Regions from separate parts of the Homo sapiens genome. Here region 2 is linked to region 1. Evidence: chromatin loops called from intact Hi-C (ENCODE). Cell type or tissue: ascending aorta. All regions are shown on one strand.

Evidence for each region. Peaks named below come from ENCODE experiments on the same cell type or tissue, not always from the same donor. Only the 100,000 strongest peaks of a DNase experiment are listed, where the experiment ranks them.
Region 2: a loop joins it to region 1, with 2.9 times the contacts of the local background. A loop is called at or near these places in 3 of 110 quality-filtered maps.

What each region holds. Positions count from the first base shown.
Region 1 is chr19:40,400,729-40,405,728 of GRCh38, reverse strand. It overlaps PRX (periaxin), which reads left to right. Exons shown (of 7, transcript NM_181882.3): 5 at 1,867-2,023. Among named protein-coding and RNA genes, the nearest start is that of PRX, 10 kb to the left of the region's middle. RefSeq lists silencers at 1,080-1,129, 2,040-2,209 and an enhancer at 1,780-1,999. In ascending aorta, no CTCF peak of the experiment used is centred here; DNase peaks (open chromatin) are centred at 234, 1,388 and 2,088; H3K4me3 peaks cover 1,454 bases; H3K27ac peaks cover 2,062 bases.
Region 2 is chr19:40,595,888-40,600,887 of GRCh38, reverse strand. It overlaps a transcript of LTBP4 not described here. Among named protein-coding and RNA genes, the nearest start is that of LTBP4, 3.0 kb to the left of the region's middle. RefSeq lists an enhancer at 2,217-2,276 and a silencer at 3,691-3,985. In ascending aorta, a CTCF peak has its summit at 2,114 (motif pointing right); DNase peaks (open chromatin) are centred at 527, 1,317, 2,127 and 3,777; H3K4me3 peaks cover 4,081 bases; H3K27ac peaks cover 2,079 bases.

The DNA of each region.
Region 1 (5,000 bases):
GGTGGAGGTTGCAGTGAGCCAAGATTGTGCCACTGCACTCCCAGCCTGGGTGACAGAGCGAGACTCCGCCTCAAAAAAAAAAAAAAAAAAAAAAAAAAAAAAGAGATTCTGCACATAAAATGCTGAGCCCAGGGCCTGCTGAGCCAAAGGGCGGTACTGGTGGTCATGCTGTTCCCTACAGTCCCAGCCACAACTCTCCTTACCCAGACTGCCCTGCTCAGCCCCCTAGTCCCTTGGGGCCACTGCTGTGGGGCATCTGGCCTAGACCTGCTCTCCCTCCAAGTCCTGGGCTCAATTCCAGTCCGTGCTGGCCCCAGTGCGTTGGCCATGACAGTGTCCTCTCAGATCCCTACTGCAACCTCCTTCCAGTATGCCTATGTTACCCTATTTTGCAGCAGGGAAGTGGGTCCAGAGAGGGCAAGATTCTTCCTAAGACACACAGCAGATTGGATTCCTAGACAGGATCCAGGTTTGTCACTGCCTCTTCTGGGAAGCCCTATTGTGAATCCCATAGTGGCTTCTGGGCCAGGTCCAATCTGCATCATTTACAGTAAATACCGGGAATGCCATGTCTCCCAGTCCCATTCATTACCCACGCAGACCCCCTTCACTGGATTCCCTCTCCTGTGGGCGTTTCACAGGTCTTCGGGTCATTGAATTTACAATAGAGCACATTCTCACACACATTCAAGCCTGCAGGGAGGCAAATCCCACTCCCTGTCCCCCCAATCCCAGAGGGCTTGAAGGTCCAGCCAGCCCCTTCCTCAGAATCCCATCCTCAACTATTCTCTTGTTCTGCTGTAATTAAAGCCCCTCCCCCATAGTTAAATTCAGTTTGTAGAATATGGGTCTCCGGGCCAGATGCAGTGGCTCATGCCTGTAATCCCAGTGCTTTGGGAGGCTGAGACAGGAGGATCTCTTGAGGCCAGGAGTTTGAGACCAGCCTGGGCAACACAGTGATACCCCTGTCTCTTAAAAAAAAAATTAAAAATTAGCTGGGCGTGGTGGCGCGTGCCTATGTTCCCAACTACTTGGGAGACCGGAGCGGAAGGTCTGCTTGAGTTTAAGGAGGTGGAGGCTGCAGTGAGCCATGATCACACCACTGCACTCAAGCCTGGGGACAGAGTGAGAGACCCTGTCTCCCCCAACAAAAAAATAATAAGGGTCTCCGCCCCAGCTCCAAATAACCTCCCATAAACTCTGGCCACATTCCTCTCCTATCTTTTGCACCCTTCTATACCCCATTTGGCTCTTCCTCTCAGGCCTGTGTTGTCTTACCCCTCCTACCCGCACCAACCCCCCCCAGCCCCGCCCTCCCGACCTGACCACGCCCCCACGATCCTGGTCCCGCCTCTCAATCACAACTCAAGTTATCTCCAGCCCACTCCGACGCAGTCCCTCCCCTTACAACCCCGTCTCCTCCCCTAACCCCTTTCGGCTGCCGCTCCAGGGCCTCGGAGAGGCCAGCCGGCCCGCGGAGCTGTTTAACCGTTCCGCGGGTCCTAGAAAGCCAGCTGCCCTCAGGCTTGCTTAAAGGGGAGACGCCGGAGTGGGTGTGCCCCGACGTCCTGCGAGGGCAGCGCCGAGGGGCGTGTGCCCTGAAGGCCCGCTGAACAGCCGCTTTTGGCCGGGCGCGGTGGCTCACGCCTGTAATCCCAGCACTTTGGGAGGCCGAGGCGGGAGGATCCCTTGGGCCCAGGAGGAGTTCGAGACCAGCCTGGGCAGTGTGGCGAGACCGTCCCCCACCCCCGTCTCTAAATATATATAAACATATATATGTATATGAGCCACTGTTGAGCGCAATGGCGGGCTCTGGGCGAGGTCCGGCCCTAGAGCCCCAACGCGACACCTCGCCGCCCTCTGCAGGAGCTGAGGCGGGCGGAGTTGGTGGAAATTATCGTGGAGACGGAGGCGCAGACCGGGGTCAGCGGCATCAACGTAGCGGGCGGCGGCAAAGAGGGAATCTTCGTTCGGGAGCTGCGCGAGGACTCACCCGCCGCCAGGAGCCTCAGCCTGCAGGAAGGTGGGCGGGCCCGGGGTGTGGGGCGGGGTCGAACTGCGGGGGCGGGGTTAGGAATCTGCCTTGGGTCCAAAGAGAGGCTGAAACTGACCGGGGGATGGGGGCGTGACCGGCGACCAGGAGGGGTTAAGGGCTTGGGGCGGGGCTTTGCTGACTGTTCACAGCAAATTCCGGAGGTTCACTGTCTGGGTGCGAATTTCACATCCCCCGTTTACTAGCTTGTGATCTTTCTGTGCCTCAGTTTTCTCATCTCTGAAATGGGACTTATTCTAGTATGGGGTTATTATGTATTGAGGATTTAACGAGTCAGTATGTGAAAACACTTAGCACATAGCTAAGTGGCACATAGTGCTTAACTATGTGAGTGCTAGTAAATGTTTTTGTTGTTGGGGCAGGAGAAAAGGGTGGAGTGAGCCACTTAGAGGGGTTGGGAAGAGTAAAGGATGTTTTAGGATATGGATGAAGCTGACGTGATTTATTCATGCAACAACTATTTATTAGTGCCTTCTATTTCAGACTTTATTTATTTATGTATTTTGATACGGAGTTTCTCTCTTGTTGCCCAGGCTGGAGTGCAATGGCACGATCTCGGCTCACTGCCACCTCCGCCTCCCTGGTTCAAGCGATTCTCCTGCCTCAGCCTCCTGAGTAGCTGGGATTACAGGTCCCCTCCACCACGCCCGGCTAATTTTTGTATTTTTAGTAGAGACGGGGTTTCACTATGTTGGCCAGGCTGGTATCGAACTCCCGACCTCAGGTGATCCATCCGCCTCAGTCTCCCAAAGTGCTGGGATTACAGGCGTGAGCCACCGTGCCCCACCCTATGTCAGACATTATCTTAGCTGCTTGGGCTTCAGCCGTGAACAAAACTGAACAACAGTCCCTGCACTTATGGAGCTTACATTCCAGTGGGGAGAGATTTTTTTTTTTTTTTGAGACGGAGTCTCGCTCTGTTGCCCAGGCTGGAGTGCAGTGGCGCAATCTCGGCTCACTGCAAGCTCCGCCTCCCGGGTTCACACCATTCTCCTGCCTCAGCCTCCCTAGTAGCTGGGAGGGACTACAGGCGCCCACAACCACGCCCGGCTAATTTTTTGTATTTTTAGTAGAGACGAGGTTTCACCGTGTTAGCCAGGATGGTCTCGATCTCCTGACCTCGTGATCTGCCCGCCTCGGCCTCCCAAAGTGCTGGGATTACAGGTGTGAGCCACCGCGCCCAGCCGGGAGAGACATATTTAAGCAAATTAAGTAAAATACCTAGTAAATTAGAAAGCAGTAAGTGCTACAGTTGCCAGGAGGACAATGTGCTACAGCTGCATTTTTATTATTTTATTTTATTTTATTTATTTATTTATTTTGAGACGGAGTCTTGCTCTGTCTCCCAGGCTGGAGTGCAGTGGCACGATCTCGGCTCACTGCAAGCTCCGCCTCCCGTGTTCACGCCATTCTCCTGCCTCAGCCTCCCTAGTAACTGGGACTACAGGCACCCGCCACCATGCCCGGCTAATTTTTTTTGTATTTTTAGTAGAGACGGGGTTTCACCGTGTTAGCCAGGATGGTCTCCATCTTCTGACCTCGTGATCCGCCCTCCTCGGCCTCCCAAAGTGCTGGGATTACAGGCGTGAGCCACCGAGGCCGGCCTACAGCTGCATTTTTAAATGGGGGTGGGCTTGGCTGGGTGCATAATCCTAGCACTTTGGGAGGCTGAGGTGGGCTGATCACCTGAGGTCAGGAGTTCGAGGCCAGCCTGGCCAATATGGCGAAACTCTGTCTCTACTAAAAATTCAAAAATTAGCCGGGTGTGGTGGTAGGCGCCTATAATCCCAGCTACTCAGGAGACTGAGGCAGGAGAATTGCTTAAGGTTGCAGTAAGCCGAGTTCGCGCCACTTCACTCCAGCCTGGGCGAAAGAGCAAAACTCCGCCTAAAAAAAAAAAAAAAAAGGGGTGGGCTGGAAAGGGTGAAAAGGCTAAAGGAGGTAAGGGAACAAGCTATGAGGCCATCTGGAAGAGGGAACAGACAGCAAAAATGCCCCAAGGTGGGACCATGCCTAGCTTGTGGTAGAAACAGTGAGGAAGCCAGTGTCTACGCAATTGAGTTAGTGAAGAGGAGAGTAAGAGAGAAGGCCAGAGAGGTAAGGGGAGGACACTTTTTAGAGGGCTTTATAAGACTTTGGCTTTTATTCTGTGAGGGCTGTGAGCAGGGAGAAACGTGAATTGACTGTGCTGAACTGCTGCATTAACAGTAGAGTATGGCCAAGCATTGGGTGGCTCACACCTGTAATCCCAGCACTCGGGGAAGCCAAGGCGGGAGGATCGCTTGAGCCCAGGAGACTGAAGCTGCAATGAGCCATGATCACACCACTGCACTCCAGCTTGGGCAACAGAGCAAGATTCTGTTTCAAAAACAAGGCCAACAACAACAAACAGTAGAATATATGAAGGCAGGTTTAGGAGCAGGGAGATCAACAAACTGGCTACTGTGATTATCCAGGTAAGAGATGAGGATGCTCAGGACCAAAGGGTTTTGGAGGTATATATATATTTGGATTCTGAATATATTTTGAAGGAGGAGCTTTGAGGACTGGATATTGGGTATGATGGAAAGAGGGTTGTCCAGGATGGATCTGGGGATTTTTGACCTGAGGATGGAGTTGCTGGTCCCTCAAAAGGAGCACACTGAGGCTAGTACTAAGAAAGACCAGGAGTACAGTTTGGATCTGTTAAAGGAGAGGTGTGGTGTGGGACACCCAGGTGGAGATATGATGGAGATGTTGGATGTGAGTCTAGGGTGGAGGGGAGAGTGCTGGACTGGAGAGATATACTTGGGAATTGTTAGCAGATTTATGGTCTTTTAACTTCTCAATCTGGATGAACTTCCCAAGAATTCCCAAGGGGTGACTTGAGCATGTAGACAGAGAGGAGGTCCAAGTCCTGAGGTCTGGGGTAGTGTGTCTTTAAGAGGCCAGAGAGGCTGGGTGTGGT
Region 2 (5,000 bases), 200 kb before region 1:
CTGGGCACATAAAGGAATTGGGCGTCTAGATCCTGGGCAGGAGGCTGGAGGTGGGGGGGATACATGTGAAGATGTAGCCACATCTGGCCAGAACGCCACACCTGGCGGGAGAAGTCACAATGGATAAAGGGAGGCTGTGGGCGGGGGTACTAACATCTGGCCCGAGGCTCACATCTGGAAGACTTTAGGGGGAGGGGTCACATCTGGGCTGAAGGCTACAGCAAGAGGAGGGTTTTGAGGGTGTTTGAGATGAGGGGTGTTCTAGACTAGGGGTCAAGAGCTGGAGCGGGAGGAGGGCAGGGGGAAGATTCGGGAAACAGGAGGAGGCCTTTGGCCCCCAGCCGCCCCACAATCTTGAGCATTTGGTGCCCAGGCAGGCGCCAACCCGCACAATCGCTTTTGTTGTCTGGGCTGGTTCGGCGGAGCTTTCTAACGGGCCAGCGCCCTCCCTCTTCGGCCGCGGGGAGCCCGGACGCCTGGCTTCCCGGCCCCACCCCCGCGGGTCAGTGCCTCTGGCCTGTGTCTGGTCCTGTCCCGGGCTCACCTCGCACGGCCGGACGCTGGGGTCCCTAGAGGGGGCCTCGTCCTGGGGGTGGGTGCTGAGCTACAACGGGGGGCGGGTAGGCGGCGGCTGGACCGTGGGAACCAGACGGCTTTATCTGGCCCGGAACCCCCCTCGCCCCAGGCGGAGGAAAGGCGGATGTGCTTACCCGGGGCCTTGCCAGCGGGGGCACGCTGTGGGGGCCTCCTTCTCAGTAGTCCCCGGCCCCCTGGCCCCCGGGGCCGCCGCCGCTTCAGTAGAGCTCTGGCCTCCTGGAGCCTGGGTGGGAGAGGACGGAAAAGCTGCTGTCACCGGGTTAAACTGACCTCCCCACCAAAGGGCCTCCATGCCAGGAAAATGTCTTTCAGTAGCGGCTCTGCCCAACCCTCCCCCCACAACACCTATTTATGGGGACCAGGCCTCTAGTGGGAGAGAAACAAAGACCCTGAGAGAAAGAGAGATGATGGGGGTTGGGGGAGAGAAAGAGAGAAGGGGCAGAGAGACTTAGACATAGAGGCAGGCAGTGAGACACAGGGAGAAAGAGAGAGAGGAAAAGAGACAGGTAACTAGAAAGAAACAGAAAGAGACAGAAATAATGCAGAGATGGGAAGAGCCTGAGATAGGCAGGCAAGGGATGAAATAGAAACGGACAGACAGGCTGATAGCAAAAGAAAGAGCCGGGGAGGGAGGGGGGAGAGAGAGGGAGAGGGGAAGGGAGGAGGAGCGGAAACGGGGGCAAAGCTAGGAGTTCCTGAGGGAGGATTTGGTAGGGGAGGGACTGCCCACTCACGTCAGTGGCTGCCAGTTGAGGGACACCTGTCTCTTCCTCACGCTGGGGCTGGGACTGGGCACTGCAGGCACTGGGTTCAGGCACCGCTGGGGGCCTGCACACTTTTTGGGCTGGCAGCTTCGGACCCTGCAGAAGGCTTCGGAGACAGCCAGGGACTAAGTGGGGAAGGAGGGGACCAAGTACTTCTCTACCAAATGCATCCAGCTCTCCCACTGGGATGAGGGGAGGGATGGGGAGCTCCCTGCCCCTCTCCTCCTATTCCCTTTTGCCCCCTACTCATACTCCATCTTCCAGAACCCACCTCGGATGCAGCGGCTCCTCCTAGACGTCTGGCCCGGGCAGCAGCGACAAACAGCAACGCTATAAATAGTGGAGTGGAAGTCACTCAGGCCCCTAGCACCCCAGAACTCTGCAAAGGAGGGCAATCGGGGAGGGGAAACCAAGACGCATCCTGAGGGGGCTTGAAACAGGTATATGACTAACGAGGTTCTTCTCCCCACGCCTCAGTTTCTCCATCTGTACAATGGGAGGCAAATTGGCTTAGACTTCGGGCTGAAGGGCACAGAAACCGTACTTTTGTCTTATGAAGAGATTTTGGCGTACGATTTTATTGAAAAAATACGTTATTTTAAAGCCTTTTAAAAGTGATTAAAAAACAAAAACAAAAACAAAAGACTCGATTTCTAAGAGCATTTCTAAGCCCGCACTGTCTGGGAATCTAGAACCCCGCCCTCCCGCACATCCCGGTCCGGGACTCAGACGCCATCCTGAGCCTGGCCGACAGGTGGCGCCATTTTCACAGGCCTCGGCAGCTGGGGAGGGAAGGCTCTTCCCTCTGACTGTGGGTCCAGCAGGGTGCTGAGGTGGAGGGGGATAACGGGAGTCACAGTCCAGGACTGAGAATCCCAGAGCCTGAGTTCTAGCCCGTTCTTGCCCTTCCACGATGTGTGTCCAGAAGCCAGCGTTTCTTGGTCTTTGGGCCTCAGTTTCCCGCCTGACCAGGAGAAAGGTGCCGTTCTTGCAGACATCTCCCAGCCCAGAGGGTCTCAGTGGCGGAGCTTCCAGCTCCGGTTCAAGTGCGTCGCAATGAAGGGGCCCCCCAGACAAGTCCATTATCCCCAGGCTAAGGGGGTCTAGAGACGAGGGCGCGCGCCCAGACCCCGAGAGGAGAGCAGTGGGGGGGTGCAGAGAGGGGGGTGTCCAGCGCGTGGGCCCCTCTCAGGTGGGTGGGGCCGAGTGGAGGATGAGGCCATCTGGTGGGGAGCCTCGGGGATCCCCGATCTTGCCGTCATCCCTCCCGCCTTTTCTCCAGGTTAACCCCTTCCCGGCCCCGCCCCCGCCGCGGCTCGGGTTACTAAACGCATTCGCAGAGACCCAGGCGGGAGAGGAGCCCGGGGCCTTTGTAACGGAGCGCTGGGCCGCCAGGCGGGGAGGGTGGGTGGGGGTGCTGGGCAGACGGCTTCCTTCAGTCCCGTCACCCGCAGACAGGAAGGGCGCCTATAGCCCCCAGATCTATAGGGAATCCTGGATCTCTCGCGGTGAAATCACTGGAGCCTCATTCAATCCCAGAGTCCTCTAATTCTAGGAAACTTGAGCATCCCCAACCGTTCTGAAGCCTGAGGACTCCCCCACCCGACCCCACTCCCCACAAGCCCCTCCACCATCAACGCAAGAGTCTATGTCTTCCTGACCAATTCGAAAAACCCAAAGGTCGCTTTTCATGAACACAGAGCCCCCAAATCCTAGAAAACCAGGACAACTCAGCGGCCTCATAAAGTCCCTCCAGAATCCCCCAACACCTTTCCTCCTTACGCGCCCAAGAAACTTGGGGCGCTCCATCCTAGCTCGAAGACCCCACACGTCTCTATCATTCTAGGAGAGCTCAGCCCCCCACCCCCTGCCCCAATAAACTAGAGACCTTTCCCCGAACTAACCCCAGGATTCTCTGGAGACTTAGCCTTCTCCACCACAATAAAGGGGACTCTTTCCCCTAAAAATCTCAGTACTCCCCGAATCTAACCCCTACAAATTGAGGGCGCCTAATAAATCCAAGGGCCCTCTTTGCATCTCCACATCGAAGCAGTGGGTTCGAGTTTCCCCTGAATCCGAAAGCCGTGGTCCTCCTGGACCACCAGACTTATTGGGTGGAAGGGGCACAAGGAAGCAGGGGGCTTACCTGGCCGGGCGGCTGGGGACCCCCGGGACCTCGACGACCTGGCTGGGGCTGGGGCTGGGGCTGGCGGCGGAGGTGGCGGCTGCGAAGAGCGGCAGCAACAGCACCAGCAGGAGGGGGCGGCGGCCGCTGGTGCCAGGCCTCGGCATCGTGTCGGGCGCCGAGTCCCGCTCCGGGCGGGCGGTCTGTCCAGCGGGTCAGGCTAGCCCCGGCCCCGCCCCTGCCCCCGCCCCCGCCCCCGCCCGAGGCCGACTCACTTTCTCCACAGTCCAGCCACGGGCTGCGAACTTCCCGCCAATCACAGCCCGGCGCCGCCAGCGCTCGCCGCGCGGCCAATCAGGAGGCAGCAGGGACAGGTGCCGGACTAGGGGCGCGGGGGACCTCGAGTTCCCCACGCGGTGGGGGGAAATTAGGACTCGGATACTGGCTCCGTGAACCTTCTCGTGGAACAGAGGTCCCAGGCGTAGGGGTGCTTAAAAATGGGAGGGATACGGGAGCGGGGTTGGGGGCAGGGTCCCCTAAGCTGGACTCCATCTGGCAGTCCTCAGCTCTCTGCTCCCAGTTCTGGGAGAATTCGGTCAGAATTTAGCTCCCTCGCTGGCGTAGAAGCTGGAAGCCCCCCACGGGTACCCCTTTCCACGAGAGAGACTGAGGATTCTGCAAATGGAGCACCAACCCTGCACCAGCCCCCAGGTCCTGCCCCTCTGAGGGTCCCAAGTTCACATTGGATCTTCTCAAAGAATTGATCTCTTCTCAAGACCCTGGGCTTCAGGGATTCCAGGCTCACCATCTGCAAAAGCTTGCTCCCCGAAGCTCTGTCCCTCAGTGAACCCAGCCAGGCTCTGCCCCTGATCCACAAACTCTGCTCCCAGGGTGCTCCTGGCTCTGCCCCCTCCTGCACCCCACTTATCGCCGCCCCCAGAGGGTATCAGACCCCCTTCCTTGCCTGAGTCTTTGAATGCTCCCAAGAGCAGCCTCCCACCACCCAGAATTGCAGACTTTCTCCTTAGAGAGTTCCCAGTTCCGGCTAGGTGCCCTGGCGCGGGCCTGTAATCCCAGCACTTTGGAAGGCCGAGGTGGATCGCTTGAGTCCAGGAGTTTGAGGTGAGCCTGAGCAACATAGTACAACATAGGACCCCATCTCTATTAAAAATCCAAAAATTAGGCCGGGCGCGGTGGCTCATGCCTGTAATCCCAGCACTTTGGGAGGCCGAGGCGGGTGGATCATGAGGTCAGGAGTTCGAGACCAGCCTGGCCAAGATGGTGAAACCCCATCTCTACTAAAAAATACAAAAATTAGCTGGGTGCAGTGGTGGGCGCCTGTAATCCCAGCGACTCGGGAGGCTGAGGCAGGAGAATCGTTTGAACCCAGGAGGTGGAGGTTGCAGTGAGCCAAGATCACACCACTGCACTCTAGCCTGGGCGACAGAGCAAGACTCTGTCTCAAAAAAAAAAAAAAAAAAAAAAAAAAAAAAAAATCCAAAAATTAGCCGGGT